Linked DNA regions of Mus musculus: region 2 is linked to region 1. The links are chromatin loops, found by intact Hi-C in ENCODE. Cell type or tissue: left cerebral cortex. All regions are shown on one strand. Each heading gives the region's core, and the rest is flanking DNA. Links, peaks and the distances in the headings are about the cores only. Region 1 holds the start of Agfg1 (ArfGAP with FG repeats 1). Region 2 overlaps Agfg1 (ArfGAP with FG repeats 1).

The links. Peaks named below come from ENCODE experiments on the same cell type or tissue, not always from the same donor. Only the 100,000 strongest peaks of a DNase experiment are listed, where the experiment ranks them.
Region 2: it touches region 1 in a loop (2.2-fold over the local background); 5 of 42 quality-filtered maps call a loop at or near these places.

Annotation. Positions count from the first base shown.
Region 1 is chr1:82,834,152-82,844,089 of GRCm38, forward strand. Agfg1 (ArfGAP with FG repeats 1) reads left to right here and starts at 5,309. Exons shown (of 13, transcript NM_001368850.1): 1 at 5,309-5,738. The coding sequence starts at 5,572. Gm34450 (a long non-coding RNA gene) reads left to right here. Exons shown (of 6, transcript XR_865579.2): 6 at 1-1,904. In left cerebral cortex, for the core only: CTCF peaks have their summits at 5,214 (motif pointing right) and 7,255; DNase peaks (open chromatin) are centred at 2,439 and 5,242; H3K4me3 peaks cover 1,979 bases; H3K27ac peaks cover 1,524 bases.
Region 2 is chr1:82,886,964-82,896,901 of GRCm38, forward strand. It overlaps Agfg1 (ArfGAP with FG repeats 1), which reads left to right. Exons shown (of 13, transcript NM_001368850.1): 11 at 6,461-6,619; 12 at 7,513-7,604; 13 at 8,036-9,938. The coding sequence ends at 8,095. Among named protein-coding and RNA genes, the nearest start is that of Agfg1, 52 kb to the left of the region's middle. In left cerebral cortex, for the core only: no CTCF peak of the experiment used is centred there; no DNase peak of the experiment used is centred there.

The DNA.
Region 1 (9,938 bases), core at 1,303-9,302:
ATTCCTCTCTAGGGGTAAGCGTCTGAATATCTGGCCCTGTTGTCAGCCCCTTGTCCTCTGCTTACTGATTTGTGCCACATGAGCCAGGCTCCATTACATACTCCTGGTCCCATGACCGCAGCAAGGCCTTCCCTGTCATGGTACATTGGAACGTCTGCATAGCCAGGAGCCAAAATAAACCCTTCTCCCTTTGAGTAGTTTCTGTCCAGTATATATATGGTCACAGTAATGCAAAACTTAGCAACATAAAACAGACCTTTGAGATCCAAGAAAGCAACATAAAGCAACCCCACCATTCACTTCCTAAATCCAAGCTACCAAAAATAAGAACTCAGAATACAGTGCAGGTAGCAAGGAGGACCAAGGGGGCAGGTTCCTGTGTGGCAATGGCTCTCTGTGACTCTGTGGAACCAGACAGTGTTAGAAGTCTGAAGCATGGCCCTCCGTGAAGGAGGAGCCCCCTCCTTCCCACTCAAGAGCTTGGAGGGTTGAAACCTCCGCCAGACCAGCTACAAGGGAGGGTACTATGCTTCTCCTGCTTTTGCTTTGGGCCTGGCCTATGGCGTGGAGGGCGGGGCAGCCGAGGATGAGCTGGCCTCTGCCTTCTGGCTCTGTGGGGCCTCTCAAACCCCAGGGTTTGTTCAGGATGTTTTCTCTGACTCATGCGTGGTGATAACACAGGCAAGGACCTTGAAGCGACCCAGTCAGTATTCGAGGAGGTTTTAGATTTTTTTTTTTAACTACTGGGGGGTTTGGTTTCAGAATTTGGAAATTCCTTAATAAAAGCACTATAGTTTTGGCAGAACTGTCACCATTCTGGGAGCCCAAACAGCAAACAGAAAGCTGAACCCTGCTGCCTCAGACCAAGGAGAGCTTTCCTATTTGACTGTCTGTTGCTGTGTTTTATTTATTCACCCACGTAATATTTACTGATCCCTTTCTAAGTGCCAAAACCATTTTAGGTGCTGGAGCAATAATGCAGTTCTGGGCCCTAGTACCTGGTCTCTTCCTAAACAAAGCCTATAGAGGTCTGTGTGTGTGTGTGTTGTGTGTGCATAGCAGGATGACGGATCTAAGTGAAATCACACCGCAATGTAAATAACTACAACACTGCGTGACATAAAAAAGAGGTAAATGGGCTATCAATATATATTATGGGATAGGATTTGTATAGGTAGATCTGTGAAAAATACTTAACCTAGGGCCAGGTGTGTTCATCTCAGGACTTGAAAGAAATCCCAGCACAGTGAGTTCCAGACCATCCAGAGGTTGTGTGTACGTGTGTGTGTGTGTGTGTGTGTGTGTGTGTGTGTGTGTGTTTGGGGGAATTGGGCATGATGGATATGATGGGAGAAGCCACTTTGGTTTAAAACCGTGATATGTGGAAAGGCCCTTCTAGAGGAAAGAGTGCATATAAAACTAGAAGCAGGGATGGACAGCGGTGGTAGATACTTGAAGTGGTACCTGAAGCATGTGGGGTGTGGGCCAGGGAGACATGGTTTGGTAGACAAGGAGCTTCTTAGGGCCTGGGATTGTAGCTTGGTTGTTAGTATGGTACTTCCCTCTCACGCAGAAGGCACTGTGCATAATACAGCGTAAAACTGAGAATGGGACACAAGCTTGTAATCCCGCTCTGGATAGGTGGAGGGAGGAGGACCAGAAATTCGAGGACGTCATAGGCTACATGGTGAGTTTCAGGCCCATCTGTGCTACAGAAAAGAAGAACCACCCCTCTTAAAAGCAACATGAAGTCACTGAAAGGCTTAACAGGGGCTTGGGGAGCTTTCTGTGGGGGATGCCTGAATTGCATTTGCATTTTGAAAAGATGATTCTGGCCGCCAAGTTAACATCTTTTAAGGTAATTTCTGCTCAGCAGATCCAATAAACACATCATGGAGGCGCTAGTGGAACGAGTTTTGAGTTTGAGTCTTGACTGCCTGCCTCACCGGTGGCTCACAAAAAAGACAGCCTTTCAAAGCTTTAGTTTCCTTGTCTATAAAGTGGGATAATTATCTCTCTCATGTTCTTGAGAGGGTTAAAGGAATGAAAATAGACACAGCCTTCCTGCATCCCAAGTTATTCTCTGATGTTTTAAAAGGAGAAATTGATGTTGATCTTATGTGCGGTGAGAAAGCTAACATTCAGAGGGCCAGTTTTTCTTAGACAATACACCTTGGACGTCATATGAACCTCAGCTGGCTCCACATCCTCTTCAACAATGAACACACAGCACACGCAAGCACTCATTTAATCAGCCGTAGAAGCTGCTGCTACCCACTTTTCCAGTTGATTCTGGCTTTTACTAGATGATAGACCACAGGAGAGATGAACAACCCAGAATGCAGACAAATGATAAGTGAGCCTGGCAAAAATAGAAGCCGAAGGCTGTGGGAGGGGCGATGTGGGGGAAGAGGTGTGGGAGGCTTTTGCCGGGAACCTGTAAGAGACAGTGGTGCTGTCCTCTCCTCAGAGAGGGGCCAGCAGTTTTGTTCTGTTCTGATAGGCCACCATTCTGCATGCCTTCCTCTCTTGGTTAGCCTGGGACCTTGACAGAAGGTGGCTCACGGGATCATAAGTCTAGGTTTTGTTAAAATACACTAGAGCTTACTTAGTCTCCCATTGGCCAATGGTGAGATGATGTCAGCAATGACATCATTGATTTATAGGGACACTTAAAAAACTGTGATCGCGATGGGAAGATGAAATGCGACCAATAGGGATTCATCAATAGGGGATCTTGGAAATTCAGAAGTAAAGGCAAGGAATAAAATATGTATCTTGTCTTTTTGATGCATACTTAGTAGATGCGGGTATGGTCTTCTGATTGGTTGGTTGGTTGATTGACTCACTGATGCAGCTTCTTACCACGTAGTCCCTGCTGGCCTGGAACGTGCTGTATGTGTAAACTGGGCTGGTCTTGACTTCACAGAGTCCCATCTGCTTCTGCCTCCTGAGTGCTAGTGTTAAAGGGACCACGTCAGGTTTGCTTTTTTGTCTACTTTTTTTTTTAGATTCATTTATTTATATGAATATACTGTAGCTGTCTTCAGACACACCAAAAGAGGACATCAGATTCCATTACAGATGGTTGTGAGCTATCATGTGGCTGCTGGGAATTGAACTCAGGACCTCTGGAAGAGCAGCCAGTACTTTTAACTGCTGAGCCATCTCTCCAACCCATTTTTTTTTTTTTTGGTCTATTTTAATGGAAATATTTCAGCTAAAATAATAAAGAATTGGATATGACAGAACCAGAATATCACTGTCAATGACTGCTAACATCACGACAACACCCCTGTGATGTGCCTCCCAATGGAAAAACATGCTATTGCCCAAACTGAACCAGATACAAATAAACTAGACTTAACCTCGTATTTGTAGACGATGGAGAGGACGGGGATATGCTAAATGTCACAATGAGAGGAGAGAGTGTGAGCAGAGAGAGACGGCAGGAGACATACCACCTGGTTCCCCCGCTCTAGAGGCTGAGAGATTCTAGGGTCTGAGAGAATGGAGCTGATACATGAAGTAGGCTAAAGTCTCACACAGAGCCAACTTTATTTGGAGCATCTGACAATTTATACTCTGAGGGTTAAGAGGAGTCACGTGACTTAAGCGTACAGTCACAGGGCAAGCAGCACTTGGAGGGCAAGCTGGAGAGGTGAGAACACACGTTTCCACGGAGGCACAGGAACAGATAACAATGAGCCATGTGAAGTAAACTCAGTTCTATCTGCTACACCTGGAAGGAGAATGGAAAATGTATCCCCAAGGACAAGTTACTTGGAGTTTTCTCACAAGCACTCAGAAATCTCTTCATGGGACCCCATTCTTGGACTGTCAATACCTGACTACAGTTGTACACTAACCGGTCAAGGGAAAGTAGTAATTAAAAAAAAATAATGATCTGAGCACTAACTTCAACAGCGGCAGGACATTTGATGACTGTCAAAGAATTAGTCCTAACTTTCTCTGTATGCTAGCTGTACTGTAGTTACATGAGAGGGAGGGGAGGAAAGAAAAGGAGAGATGAGAGAGAGAGAGAGAGAGAGAGAGAGAGAGAGAGAGAGAGAGAGAGAGGGAGGGGGAGGGAGGGGGGAAGGAAAAGGGGGAGAGGAAGAGGGAGTTTTTACTTTTCTTGGGCTAGGGATAAAACCAGGGCCTGCCTATACATAGTAACCACTCTGCCTTTGAGCTACAGTCTCAGTCCTGAAATATATATATATATATATTAGTAATAAGTGGGTTTATTTTAAGATAAATATGATATTGGGCAAGGGGATCAATAAAGCAAGAAGAGACATGAGCTGATAGTTGTTGAAGATGAACTCTGGATCCTAGGGATAGTTAAATTTCTCATGTAGGAAACAGTTCAGAAACACTAGCCATCCTATCTGCCCCCCTTTAATAATAATGCCATTTACTATTATAATAATGTTAAGTTAACCCGATGGTTCCCCGGGGCTGACTCAGCATTTTCAGCTAGGAAACTTGAATTCTCCTCTTGTGAAAACTACTCCATTTGCAGTGGGGGCTGGGACAGTATTCGGTAACTCAGTTTTTGAGCCTCCCCACACTCCTTTGAGAAATGAAGGTACAGATGGTTTCTCATACCTTACCGCAGGAGTTCTCTACCTTCCTAATGCTGCTGCGACCCTTTAATACAGTTCCTCACGTTGTGGTGACCCCCCACCACAAAATTATTTCCATTGGTACTCCATACCTGTAATTTTGCTACTGTTATGAATAGTAATGTAAATTGTGTTCCCCGATGGTCTTAGGTGACCCCTCTGAGAGGGTTGTTCAACACCCCCACCCCCACCCGAACCAGTGTCTTAGGGGCTAGCAGTGATTTCCTGCAGCCTCAAAAGGTGGGTGTTGCAGTTGGACTATGTTGGAACTCTGGCTTCGGCAGGTAAATACCGTCGTAAATTTATCCCAGTGCACCATACAAATTTAAGTCTAGAGTAGCGGAGTGAATGGGGATGACTTGGAAGAAGGCGACTAGGCTAGATTCTGTAAGGGAAGAATTTGGAGTGTCTCCTAAAGCAGCGGGAAGCTGCCGGGAACATTTCTGCCTGGAGGAAGATAGCCTGCTTACACGAAGCTCTTTGCACGTACAGGCACCCAGCGGATAAGGGCTGTAATTTATTGACACCATTGTGTCTTCTCTACCCCGCCCAGCTCCGACCCTTGCCGCAGCGTGGCCGCAGTGACTCCTCCCGGCCAGCAGAGGGCGCCAGCCTGCACTTGGCCCCCGGCTGCCCGAGGCCGGTCTCCTCTTGCCGCTCCCCCCGCCCCCCACCTCGTCTTTCCCCCTTAGGAGAAGTCGGGAAGGTGGCAGCGGCGGCGGTGGCGGTTGTCCCGCCCGGCCGGTTGGTGTGACCGGTCGGCGCGTGCTGCGCAGCTTCCTCGCCTTGTCCTGCCCGGCGGAGCCGAGCGGAGGCCGAGACCGGAGTCCGCGAGGGCGGAGGCGGCGGCGGCCAGGGCGGCCCGTGGGAAGGGAGCGCGGGGCCCCGGCAGCGCCGCCGGCTCCCGGCCCTGCCGGCCTCCTCGGTCGGAGCCGCGGCCATGGCGGCCAGCGCGAAGCGGAAGCAGGAGGAGAAGCACCTGAAGATGCTGCGGGACATGACGGGGCTGCCGCACAACCGCAAGTGTTTCGACTGCGACCAGCGCGGCCCCACCTACGTGAACATGACGGTCGGCTCGTTCGTGTGCACCTCCTGCTCCGGCAGCCTGTGAGTGCGGACGGGGGTCGTGGGTACCGGGCCGTGGCGGCGGGGCCCGTTGGGGATGCGGCCAGCCTAGGCCTTGGGGGCCGGAGATGCTCTTGCTCTTTGGCCGGGCGAGGGTCCAGCCTTGGGGTGGCCGGCGTGGGTGGGGCGTGGGTGGGGTCGGGGTCAGCCAGCGGCCGGCCCGGCGGAGCATCCCGGCTTCCCGCCGCTCAGCGGGCGTGGCCGCGCCTCGGGGGGCGCAGGCGGGGAGCATCCCCGGGAGGGCGGTGCGGGGCCTTTGTGCGACCCGCAGCTCCGTGGTTGGGGGGCCCGGCCTCTGCTCGGTGCCGCGGAGCTGGTGGGGAGGGTGAGAGCAGGGACGCAGAAAGCTGGGGATCTTCCTCCGGTCCACAGCACTCAGGTAGCTGGGGCGTGTTGGGGGCGGGCGGGGGGCGTTAATAGGTCTTGATGGCTGAGGTGTGAATCCCAGGAGAAAAGTTCTCCCTAGAGGATTAATTACGTGAGGCGGGGAGGCAGCAAAAGCACGAGGGTTGTGGCTGCATGGCTCCAAGTGTCCTCAGTTGGGGAAAGTTTTACTGGAAAAGGGTAATCAGGAGTTGTGCGCTTCAAAATAAGGATGGAGCTCGATGAGATTTCTGTATCAGAACCCAAGTGTCCTATCTGTCTGGAGAAATGGGGACTGGGAAGACAATATTGAGAAAGGAGATGGAGGTGACCGCCTGAAATTACTCAGATGGCATGTCTAGGCCTCTCTGTTTAAGCTGTGTTGTGATGGGAATTTTTGTTCTTGTGAAATTTCACTTGGAAAGGTTGCAGGTGACTCTGGAACTGATTAGATGCAATTATTTTCTGGTTATCTTGAATTCAATGCATTTTTAATGATCTGGTAGTTAATATTCCTTGGGTCTTAAAAAATATTACCGTGCATGTCGCAGTGTGGGGACACGTGTGCATGTTTTGTATACCTGGGTTCACTTTTACAGGCTGAACCTTTTCCTGGGCCCTCCCAAAATTTTTTATTATATTAATAGCAATGTACATAACACGTAGGAAATTTTGTAAAAAGTTGAAGGATGTTGACATGGCCAATAATTCACTATTCCCCCAGACACCCTTCCATTTTGAATTTGGGCAAGGAGGCATCTTTGGTTCTTCATGAGTATAACATTATTTTGGGTGGTTCCTATTCAGTTTTTGGATGAGCTTTAGTTAGGGTGTGGTGATAAATAAATGCCTTGTCTCAGCATTTACATTCTAATGGAGACAGTGGATATACGTAAGAAAGACCAGTGTCTGGGTTCTGTGTTCAGCTTTGGAGTAGTTCGGTAAGAGGGTCCTAGAGGTTACTTTCAGGGTTATAGTTAGGAAACACTCTGAATTTTCCACAGCTGCATGTGTGGTTAATGGCTTTCATTTATAAATGAAAATTAGGATGTTAAAGTCACTTATGTTAGGCAACTTTGGTGAAGCTAATAGTTCAATTTATTTAAAGTGTACTTTATTTACTCTTAAAAAAAGATTTATTTATTTATATGTATATGAGTACACTGTCACTGTCTTCAGACACACCAGAAGAGGGCATCAGATCTCATTACAGATGGTTGTGAGCCACCATGTGATTGCTGGGAATTGAACTCAGAATCTCTGGAAGAGCAGCCAGTGACTGCTGAGCTAGCTCCAGCCCTTTAAAAAAATTATTTTCATTTTTAATGTGCATTGTTTTGCCTGCATGTATATCTGCGTGAGGGTGTCAGATCCCCAGGAACTGGAGTTACAGACAGTTGCAAGCTGCCATGTGGGTCATCGGAATTGAACTCAAGACCTCTACAAGAGCAGCCAGTGCTCTTGACCACTGAGCCATCTCTCCAGCCTCGTATACTTTACTTTTAATATGTGCTTAAGAAGTATGTCCTGCTTTTGCAAAGCATGAGGTCCTTCGATGCATTTGAGTCTTTGGATTGGTAAATGTATATGTGTATACACACATACATATGTATAATTTATTGCTTTAGAATTGACATGATTTAGAGGTCTTTATAAGTACATAAAGTGCTTCCCTTGCAGCAAGTATGTAAAAAAATGTTTTCAATGTTTTAGAAACATTAGACATATAGGATCTGTCAGTGTGATTTTGTTTGTTTTACCACAGGGTCTCTCTATGTAGCCTTGGCTGTCCTGGAACTCCCTCTGTAGACCAGGCTGACCCTGAACTCAAAGAGCTCTGCCTGCCTCTGCCATCTGAGTGCTGGAATTAAAGGTGTGTACCACCATCCCTGCCTCAGACCCATAGTTATTACCCTACACAACTCCAAATGGATCAAGGACCTGAACATGAGGCCAGACACACACCACCGCCCAGCTCTTTTCTGTCTTTTCTGTGTACTGTGTATACAAATGCATGCACCATCACACTTGGGTGGCTTCAGAGGAGGGATTGTAGGAGGCAGCTCTCACCTTCCACCTGTGGACCTGGAGATTGAACTATGTCATTAGGCTTGGTGGCAAGTGCCTTTACTGCACTGAGCTGTTGCTCTAGACTGCCAGAATAATTTTTTATTTTAAGGGATTTTTTTTCTTGAACATGTTGAACATGTTCCTTGGAACATGTGAAAGTTCATATGGAGATGTCACAGAGGTGTTGATGTCTGAGGAAAGATCTTCAAAGACAAGTCTCAGGTAGCAGCAGCTTTGAGTAGTAGATGAGGGGGTACTTAGCTAGGTGACCCTGCTTTTTCTTTTGCCTCTAAAAGCCATGTGATTAATACTGAACATAGCCACTCAGCAGTTTTTTCTCAGATAGGAAATAGTGAGAATAAAAGCCTCTGATGATTTGTTTTCCATACTAGAGATAGCCTCATACAGTGTCTGAGACACTGTAATGCACACTGGGTATTGCTAACAAGAGGGAGAAGGGAATAAAAGACACTGATGTGAAAAGCGCCTCCATCAGCCTGTCAGATCCTTTTGGGCTGTAGCCTCAATCCTGACTCAAATGGACTCAAGAGATGAAGACAATTTGCTGATAGGGTTTAAATGATAATTTATTTCCCTCATATGAAAAGATGGTTGCCTACAGCCCCTGGACTGTCACAAGCTGCACTTGAGTGTAGTTAGGTTAGCCAGACACTGTGTACCCCGAGCTAGAGTCTTCAATACGTGCTCCATCCTCATGCTAGAACTAGGATCCCTAGAGTCCTAGTGCAGAAGGCTCGGATTCCTGCAAAGAAAGCACAGATGCTGCAGTGTGGCCATGGAGCGAGTGTCTGCGCTATCTAGCATGTGGAGAAACTGGAGCTCCTGAGGAGTTGGATCTCTGGAAAGCCATAATGCTGGAACACAACTTAGGAAGAATGAAGTAATAATTATGTATTTCTTATGTAGACGATATGGTGTAATCAAGAGTAAGTCATGTACATGTTGGCATGTGTTCATCCCCTTGGCTTAAGACTTAAATTTGTGATGACAGTGTTGTGTGCTCATGGTTGTTAAGTGGGACTGGCACATGGCTGTATTAACTTACTGACTGTACTGTATTTGAGGATAGGGCAAGCAGGGTAGGTACAAGGATGAAGCAAGGCTCGTTGGCTGCCACTGCCTGACTTCTCTAGCAGTGTCACTGTACAGTTAAACAATGTCTGTCACAAGTTCTATGTTTTAGGATGATAGATATAATAACCTACTTTTTATTCCTTCAATAGTACCTTTGCTGGCAATACTAGATTCAAAGCCAATCTCTCCGTTTTTTTTTTTTTTCCTTCCAGATTTTTGTCATATACTTAGATGGTGCTCATTCAGAGTAAATGAACACAATTCTGAAACTTTTAAAAGAGACTTGCAATTTAGATGCAGTTCAGTGTTTGTTAGGGAGACCAGTCATGCTGTGACTTACTGGTTTGTTTCTCTCTTTGTCTTTGTAGAATACTTAAGCTATGAACAGATGTTCAAATAATAAACTACAGACACAAATTTGCCTTCATGGGACTGGATTATAAGCTCCCAGGCTGGAGGTTCTGGGTTTAACCTCTCAGGCTGAGGCTGGGGTTTGTTGTAATGACTTTTGTCGTTGGACACACAGTTTCCTGTAACCCAGACTGGCCCCAAACTCACTGTAGTGTTAAGGATGGCTTTGAACTCCTGATCCTATTGGCACTGCTTCCCAAGTTCACAAGGTGCACTGCCATGCCTGGTTTATGCAGCACTGGG
Region 2 (9,938 bases), core at 659-8,658, 52 kb after region 1:
AACCGTGTTATAGTTCTTTATTATTTTGTTATTTGTAATAATACTTTATTATTATATATAAATGCATTTATATAAAATTCTAATTAAATATCTCTAGTGCCTCTTTTTTAGGGCTCCTATTTTTTTGTTTTATTTTTTTAACTAAGAGCTGAGGATCAAACTCTGGGTCCTCCTGCATCCTGGGCATGCATTGTACCAACTAAACTATATATATATATATATATATGTGTGTGTGTATATATATATATATATATATATATCCCCACTTATTCTGGAGTTCAGTACTTGAATATTTTATTTCTCAGTACCTTTTTTCATTACTTTTGTTTATCCTCCCTCCCCCTTTTCTATACTTGTTACATACGCAAGCCAGTCACATTATTTATTATTGATTTTCTTCCATTTCTCTCTTACTGTCATTGCCTGGCATGGCATGGCAGCAGTTACAGGTGGTGTGGTCAGTCTAGACTTTGTAAGCTTTTTTCTGTGTTTCAGAGTAATGGACCGAGAGCTTCAACTCTAGTTGAAGCAAGTGTAGGTGTGAAGTTTTTTGTTTGTTTGTTTGTTTGTTTTGTTTTGTTTTTCAAAACAGGGTTTTTCTGTATAGCCCTGTTTGTCCTGGAACTCATTTTGTAGACCTGACTGGCCTCAAACTCAGAAATCCACCTGCCTCTGCCTCCCAAGTGCTGGGATTAAAGGCGTGCGCCGCCGCCGCCGCCGCCGCCACCACCACCACCACCACCACCACCACCACCACCACCACCACCACCACCACCCGGCAGGTGTGAAGTTTTAAGAGTATATCATCATAGGCTGGGCTGTGGTGACATATGCCTTAAGTTCCTATCACTCATGAGGCAGTGGCAGGAGTGTCTCTCTGAGTTTGAGGCCACCCTGGTCTACAGAGTTGAGTTCCAGAAAAGCCATGGCTACTCAGAGAAATCTATGCCTAAAATCCCCACCTTCCCAAAGAGTATATTATTATAATATACCTAAATCATTAAGAATTAGTAGTTAAGACAAATGTCTTTATTATTGGCAAGACTAAGGATTATGATAGTAGAGCTTCCATGGTGGTATTTTGTCTTTAAACCCAACCATGAGGGATAGACAGAGGATCAGGAATTGGAAGCCAGTCTAGACTACTATGGGGAGAATCTATTTAAACAGAGAAACAAGAATTAAACACTGCTGTATCACAAGTCTGAATAATAAGTATTATTTTCCATTTATACAAATATTTTAGTCATAATTTAAGTATTTGAAATTCCTATCGGATTTAATTAAAAAATGATTTGTTTAGGGACTGGTGGGGTTGCTAGGTATATAAAAGTGCTTCTTGCTAATCCATCGTGAACTGGAACTCAGATAGTAGAAAAAGAGAACCATTTTTCCTAATGTGTGCTTGCTGTATTAAAGTTACCACAGCACATTGTTCAGTTTATAGAGATAACCAAAAGAAGAGAAACTCAAATTACACCTTGCCTGACTAAATCTGTGCTTCTCTCTGGTGTGAGCAGTGCTCCCTGGGCAGCCAGACTGGCGTCAGAAGCTTTAAGTCACTGTGTGATTGTGTTGTACTGTGTGCATCAGAGTTAGGGGTCCCTCACGACCTCTTTACTGTCTTCTGGTTTTAAATAAGAAAGTTTTTGTTTGCTTGTTTTTTAAGATCTATTTGTTTTATTCAGACACCAGGAGAGGGCATCAGATCCCATTACAGATGGTTGTGAGCCACCATGTGGTTGCTGGGAATTGAACTCAGGACCTCTGAAGTCAGTGCTCTTAACCACTGAGTCATCTCTCCAGCCCAATATGAAAGTATTTTAGGAGCTAAGATTCTACATAGACTATAATACTATATGTAAAATCCATAGCTTATCTAAGCACTGTTTAATTTTAAAGTTTATCAGAAAGAAAATATTCTCTCTACAAAATTTTATTTCAAAGTAATTTTTTGTTTTGAGATAAAATTTCTTTGTGGAACCCTGACTGTCCTGGAACTTGGTATATAGCCTTGAACTCTCAGAAATCTGTATACCTCTGCCTTCTGAATACTCGTAATAAAGGCACGTGCCACAATGGCTGTCTATTTTAAAGTAATGTTTGCATTATAAGGTGTTTTGACACCTTTATCACACTGGATTCTTTCTTAGGTTATTATTGAATTGATTAAGCTGAAACAAATGTTGAAAGTGCAGTACTGCACAGCTTTGACAATGCACGATCCTCAAGAGCACCTAGTCTTTTGCAGCACTTGGATTACTTGAGGCCTCTTTCTTCTCAAAAATGTTAACTCTGTAAAAAAACTCCTTCAGATAGCTTTGGAAGAACAGTGTAACAGTTCTGTGCTCTTGAAGATTGAAAAATAAATATCAACCTAGGATGTCAACTCTGTGTTAGACTAAAGTACAGTAGTGGTTAATACTGGTTAACGCTCACTGTTCACTGAGAAGTTTTAAAAATAGTTTTATTATAGAGAAACTGGGGTGGGGGTGGGAGATGATAAATGGCCTGTAGCACTTGTGTGGAGATCAGAAAACCGCTTTTAGGATTAGTTCTTCTGTTGCAGGATCTAGGGACCGAAGCCAGGCTTCAGGCTTATGCAGCAAACACTTTCACCTGGTGATCCATATTGCCAGCTTTAAGAGGTTTTTAACTCATTAGTCAATAGAAAGAGTTCTGAGCTTTAGTAAGGGTATAGGGGGAACACTGAGATAGCACAGTTTAACAAGCTTTACCGATGCAAGAGTAGTCGAAGGAAGCCTTTGGATTTCTAAGAAGAGTAAAATACATTGACTAAACTTTATTACAGAACCCTTCCTTGTCAACTGTTTTTTTCTCTTAAACTTTTAAAAGTGTATGTGTGTGTGTGAGAGAGAGAGAGAGAGAGAGAGAGGGAGAGAGAGAGAGAGGGAGAGAGAGGTATGCTTGCATAGGGATCTTCATAAAGTGATTGGACAGTACAGTACTGGCTATCATCCTCAGGAATGCCATCCACTTCTTTTGGGACAGTCTCTTATTGGCCTGGAGCTCACCAGTTAGGCTACACTCACTGACCTATAAGCCATAGGGATTCTTGTGTCTCTGCTTACCCAGTCTGGAATTAACAGGGCATTTTGCTGAATGTACAGTGTAGTATAAAATCTGTTTAAATTGGCAAGAAAAATATTTCTTGCTTCCGTATAGTACATTAACTTATTGTTACACTTAATTTTTATAGCAGTTTTGTGCAAATACATAGATCCTATTATCTCTGTACCTCTCTTTCTCTTTGCAATGAGGAAACTGAAAGATGTAGAAAGTACCAGAACTAAGACACAGACTTCTCTCTTCCATCAGTGTGTGCCTCATTCAGATTTGTGCTAATCTAAAAAAGGATTGTAGTGCAAAATGCATAGAAATAACCCTAATTTAAACAAAACACCAGTTTTAGAATTTAGTAAGCCATGTTTTTTCCATTAGTTAAATATATGCATGTAATTCTGCCCTCTGGTACCCCTGGTGAGCTGTGCTCAGGACACATTTCTCCATTCTGTTGTCTATGATGCTTTAAGTAGACTAAAGCATATGCATGATTAATGATTTTTCTCCTCATAATGCTTAGCTCTTTTATCTTTAGATATTTCTAGTTATGTCTTGATTTTTTAAAAAATATTTATTGTATGTGTATGAGTACACTGTAGCAGTCTTCACATATACCAGGAAAGGGTATTAGATCCCAGTAGAGATGGTTGTGAGCCACCGTGTGTGTGTTTGGAATTAAACTCAGGACCTCCAGTAGTTGGTGCTCTTAAGCACTAAACCATCTCTATTCAGGGACTCTGTTTAAGATTTGGAGTTTCAGGTGATAAACATTTTTGGATTTGTCTCATGATGCTGTGTGTGTGTGTGTGTGTGTGTGTGTGTGTGTGTGTGTGGTGTGAGAGAGGTGGGGTGCTGCCCTGAATTTTACTTTGTAGCTGAGGCTGGCCTTGAACTACTGATCTTTCTGCTGTTGTCATGATTTCATATGTATGCCCATATCTGGTTCTTACTGTACCGTTTTTAGGGTTATGGTTGTATCTTCAAATGCTAAAGAAAGCTAAGATTATTTTTATTTTGAGACAGAGTGTCACTCTGCAAGCTTGGTTGGTCTGCAATTTGCTGTATAGATAAGGCTGATCTCATTCAAAGATAATCTTCCTCTCCATGCTGGAATTAAAAGGATGGGCTGCTGTGACCAACTACGGAGGATTTTTAAGAATGGATTTCATTAGTGTTTTTTCATTTGGCATTTATTTTTCTAAACTGTTAAAAGTGGCACATTCCAATGTCATGAATGTAATTGAAACATGAAGTCTGATGTTGGGGTGTGTTTCTATTGTATATTTCTGTGACACCTATGGGCAACTGTGTGTTCTAACTCTAGAAAGCTTTAATGAAACCAGTTAACTTTTATTTTAACAGTAGCTGTGTATAACTTAATTGACCTTGGTCTCTTTATGGCTTCCCATAAGGCCTTTCTGGAGCAATGCATTCTCAAGTGTTTCCTCACGCTCATTTTGGTAGGTGGCCACAACTAGATTTGTGTGGCAATATGTCTAGCTGCTTGTGGAAGCTTCTGCTAGTCTTTTGGATCCTTGCATGTGGAATTAAGTTACTTCCATGTTTTAATATGGAGTGGGCATGGATGTGTGGCATTAAGGTCACATTGTATTTAAAGTAACATGAGTATCCTATGGAATGATTTATGCTTTAATATTGAAAAGCATTGCTTACCTCCATGGTCACGGTAGAATGTTAATAGCTGTTTTGATCATTTTTCTTATGTTTAAATTCATAATACCTTTAAGTGATATCTTTCTGATGTACCAAATCATTTTCCTGCTTTAGCTCATCTGGAGTTTGGTTTTGCCTAACTGTCCAAGCTTTGCATTGAGTGCTTTAAACAGTGACTTGTCAGTTGCATTAGTGCATTTTGTCTGCAGTGAAACCCTCCTGTCTCCCTTGCAATGTGCTCAGACTTTTTTTCATTCACTTGCTTCCCAATAGCCTGGTCTTTCTTTTCTTTTCTCCTCTCCCCACCATAGTAAAAAGCTAAAAAAAAAAACCTATAGTCTAATTAGATTCGTTAAACCAATTTGCATTGTCACAAACATTAGAATTACTGTGGATAACGTATGTAACACTTTTCAGTTTGTTTTTAGGTAAAACATTCTTTGCTTTGAATTTGGTAAAATATTTGAAATTGGGAAACAAATTGATGGGCTTTTCAGTTTTTCCCCATATCCTTATTTTACTAAGTCCCTTCCTAGAACAAACATATCATTGGAAGATGCTATTTTAGGTATTTCTTACCAATAGCTGATACAGCATTCTGCTATTGCATGACACAATACTGGAATGGAACTAATTTCTTAGCCTTAGTGGTACATTTACCAACCTTTGTCCCTGTGCCTGTTGAGGCAGATCCAGAGAAGTTCCCAATTACGAGTCTTGTTCGGCAGAAGAGATATATGTGGTTGTTTATGTAAATGGGGGATGACATAGGCATATCACATAAACATTGGTGATTTCCATGTAGATTACCTGTTAAGGCACTACCCGTCAAACACAGTAAGCCAAAGAAGATCTACTAATATTGAACAGGGGACTCATGATAGTCTTCATCTCTTCTAAAAATGGTCTTTGCACTTATTTTCCAATTTTTGTGCATTTACACCAACATCTGTAGCTCACACTGTCCTCCATTCTCTTACAGTTGTGAAATGGGGGTGTAGAAGTATGAGTTTATATGTGTATATGTGTTGTGTGTATAAATATATATGTTTCTATATATTATGTGTATATACATATATAAAATATGTATATGCATATATAAGTAGTTAATAGGAACTTAATATATTCTTATACTTGTATTGGTGCTTTAAGTAGAATTTTTCTTTCTTTGTCTTTGGCTGTAGTTATACAAGTATAGTTTTGAATGTCCTGCCTTTCACCCTAGTTGTCCTATAAATTATGTAATTTTTAGTGAGCTCTTTGAAGAAGTCTTAAAATTTTTTCTATAGAAAAGTGAACCTTACACAATAGCAGGTACTTAGTAGTTAAAGTTTGCTTGTTTTGTTTTTTTTTTAACTGGATATAGGAAAAGAACCTAAAATCCAGGATGTATATAATGCTGTACACATGACAGTATGACTGGCTTCTGAAACCAGGCTGTTGTTTGACTTTATGTAATTGCTTATGGAAGTCTTCTTAGGATTTCAAATGACAACTTTAGTAGTTTTTCTCTCTGGTCATTGCATTTCAGAAGAAAACTTCCTAGGTTACCACAGACAGTGTTTAACTGTACTGACTTTGTCAGGATTTGTTGGTTTCAAATGCCCTTAATACGTGTCTTAGTCTTTTCAAGGTAAGTGCTTGTATGCCACACTGAGGACTGTTTGCGGTATCTCTGACCTACCCTTTCTTCTTCTATCAGCGGCAACCTTTGGCACCGCATCTATGAGTATGCCAGCAGGATTTGGCACTCCTGCCCAGTATAGTCTCCCTACCAGCTTTAGTGGCAGTTTCCAGCAGCCTGCCTTCCCAGCCCAAGCAGCTTTCCCTCAGCAGACAGCCTTTTCTCAACAGCCCAATGGTAAGTAAGCATGAACATTCGGCCAGCTGCACGATTTCAGTACTTTTACAGACTGCCTTAAGACTGCAGTCGTTTTATTTGCTCAGTGTTGACTACCTACACTAGAAGAGCCTTTGGCGATGTGGGTTTAAGGAGACTGTGGTTTAATACATTTCCTTGATGTTAGGAGACATCGGTGACTGTAAAAGTCTTCTCAAAGTCACCATGTCTTTTGTCTTACAAGTCCATCTTGTGTGTTCTCATGTTTCTTGACTTGAAGTGCAAATTGTGTAGTCCTGTAGACTTCGAGTATTAGTTTTATTTTCTTTTTCCATGGCAAATGGTTGCTGGTATGCTTTTAGGGTGGGCGTGTGTATTTTGACTAATTCTCTAAATAGGTGATAGTGCTGCGCTTTATTTATAATAGGCTAAAAGATTCCCTCAGCCTTTCTTTTTACCTATTTTTTTACTTGCTTAGCTTTGAAATCCATACATTTCAGAAATGTAGGTGGATCTCATGCCTTCAGTAGTTAGGAAATACAGTGCAGAGTGGTCATAAATGATGACGTTTCCTAAGAAATACTGTGGTATTGTGTAGAATCCATTTATTGTCCCAAATAGTCACATAGTCATCAGTTAAATCCTTGAAGGTAGAGTTAGATTACTTCAGAACTCTGAGGCCCTTAAATACATGTCATAGGAAGTTTGTCTCTGGTACCTAAAAAGACATGAGACCTAATGTGTTAATTTCGTTTTGTTTTTTTGGTTTTTTTTTCCCATCTGTTAAGAATTTTTATGAAACTTCTAATACTGAGATAGGCTCTTGGTGGCAGTGTAATTTATAACTGGTTGTTGTTCTCTCTCTTTCTCTCTTCCTCCCCCTCTCTTTCTCTCTTTTAAAAAAAAACCACAAGGTGCAGGTTTCGCCACGTTTGGACAAACAAAACCAGTGGTAACCCCTTTCGGTCAAGTAGCAGCTGCTGGAGTGTCTAGTAATCCTTTTATGGTAAGTGAATTTTAGAACCTTAGAGAAATGAGTTGTGTCTTCTTTTTAAACTAGGGAAGCCAGAGTGTGGCTGTAGTGTGGCTGTGTCTGCACAACCAACTTCCTGTTCTGTTCTGGGACGCTAGAGCGTATGTAGGCCCTTACAAGGCCTTGTAGACATTGTTGCAAATCAGAGAGCTAAGACCAGATTCGCTGTTTTATCATGAAATGCATGCACGCTTGTCAAATTATGCTTGAGGAGAAACTGCTAGATTTAGGGAAGAGGAGTCCTAAGAATGAAATTTTTTTATTTGAACTTACAAGTTCTTCTTTAAGTGCTAGGTTCCCCTTTAGGCATATTCAAGCCGTGCATGTGTGTGAAAGCTCTCATCTCATCCCATCCCGACATCATTTCTATCTGTTGACTTTGTCCTTGTGTTTGTTCCCGACAGACTGGTGCGCCGACAGGACAACTTCCAACAGGAAGCTCATCCACCAACCCTTTCTTATAGCCTTACTTAGACTCTGTACCGGAACGAACGTTTATGTGACCATATTACATCTCTTCGCCTCTTGCACTGTTGTCTTGTTTCACTGATCTTAGCTTTAAACATGAAAGAAGTCCTTAAAATGCCTGCACTGTGTATTAAACACCAGGTAATATGTGCAAAACAGAGGGCTCAGCAACAACTTTTCACTTGTGAATTGGCAGGAAAAGGTAGCGGCATCATGTAAGTTAAAAATTGGCTAATGTTAAGTTATTGCAGATCCCACATTCATTATGCTGCAGTACTGTACATATTTTTCTTAGAAATTAGCTATTTGTGCATATCAGTATTTGTAACTTTAACACATTGTTATGTGAGAAATGTTACTGGGGAAATAGATGAGCCACTTTTAAGGTGCTGTCATATAGCTTGGAATGAATGATTAAAATCATTTGAAGCATTGCTTCTGGGAAATTCAAATTGGAAGGTTTTATTCATTCTTGAATTTTTCCTTCTCAAGAGCTCTTCTATTCATACACGGCTAAGTTCTTTAAAGATGTGGAGGACACCTGTCTGCGGAATAAAGCTGATCATGTTTTGCTACAGTTTGCAGGTGAACAAAATAAATCTTAGAAAATATGCTATTGTTTTTGTGTTCTTGCTGCAATGCCTTTACCAAAGTGGCCTTAAATGTAATGAGTAGTGAGTTGAGAACATCTTGAACTCTTAAAGACTTCTAGTGACTAACTTTTTTTAAAAGGCCATGTAGAAAATTTATTAAAACTACTAGGACTGCTATATTCAGGAATGTGACAGTGGAAAAGCATTTAAATGTAGCTTGTCAGATTCACCATGCTACTTCTAATTTCTCTGCAACTTCTTAATTTTGTGAAATTTGTAAATATGGAGAATTTGCATGTATGTGTATTTACAAATATTTTTTAAAGATCTTGAATTCTCAGACTGCAAAAGGCCTACTTTAACTATTTTCCCCTCTGTTTTCATTGTCTTTGAATGTATTGGAAGCAGACATGCATTGACTGTGACATGGTTGCACCTGAGGTTCCCCCCTCACTTTCTGGACAGACTGATACTATCTATCAAACATTTGTTTCTGTTGGTTTGGGGATAAAGAAAAAGGAACCCAATGTTACCTTAAAGTGATGAAATACTTGTGTAAAAAGGTAGCAATACTAATTTTAGTTTATCTTTTTGTTAATATTCAAATGAACTGTTTAAATATTTATATGTAGTAATGCCTCGTTCATCCCAGGATAATCTGGCCCTTTCATCAAAACCAAATACAACTAAGAATTGAAATGATTAAAAAGAAATCTTTGAACAATACCCCTAAGTTATGAATTTTGTATGTAGAGTATATGCATTTCTTTGAATGTGTTTAATAGTTTGGTAACTTGATTTATTGGTCCATAGCATATTAATGTTAACGAAAGGAAGGGTCCAGAACAAGGATGGAAAGCACGTCCTGCCAAAGGCTCCGTAGGGACAGCCAGCCCAGTTGAGAAGTAGTAACTCTGTGCCATCAAAAAAGCTGAAATTGCATACACAGTATGTAATGCCTGTTAGAAAGTAACTTAAAAAAATTTTAAAGCATTGGTTTAAGTGATATAAGCATCACTTTTCTCACATGTTGTATTTATAGTGGATGTATTTTTGCAGTGATGGCTGTCTATTCTCATACTCTAAAGTCGCGGTGTTTACTTTAAGCACTGCAGTTGGGTGCCATCCTTACTGGGAAGTTGTGCTTTGTATGTACTTGACAGGTGACGTGCCTGAGACTTAGTCCCCTCTGACCAACCTGCCACTGAGAATCTAGCTGGTGTTGTTGAGGCTTGCCTGCATTTTG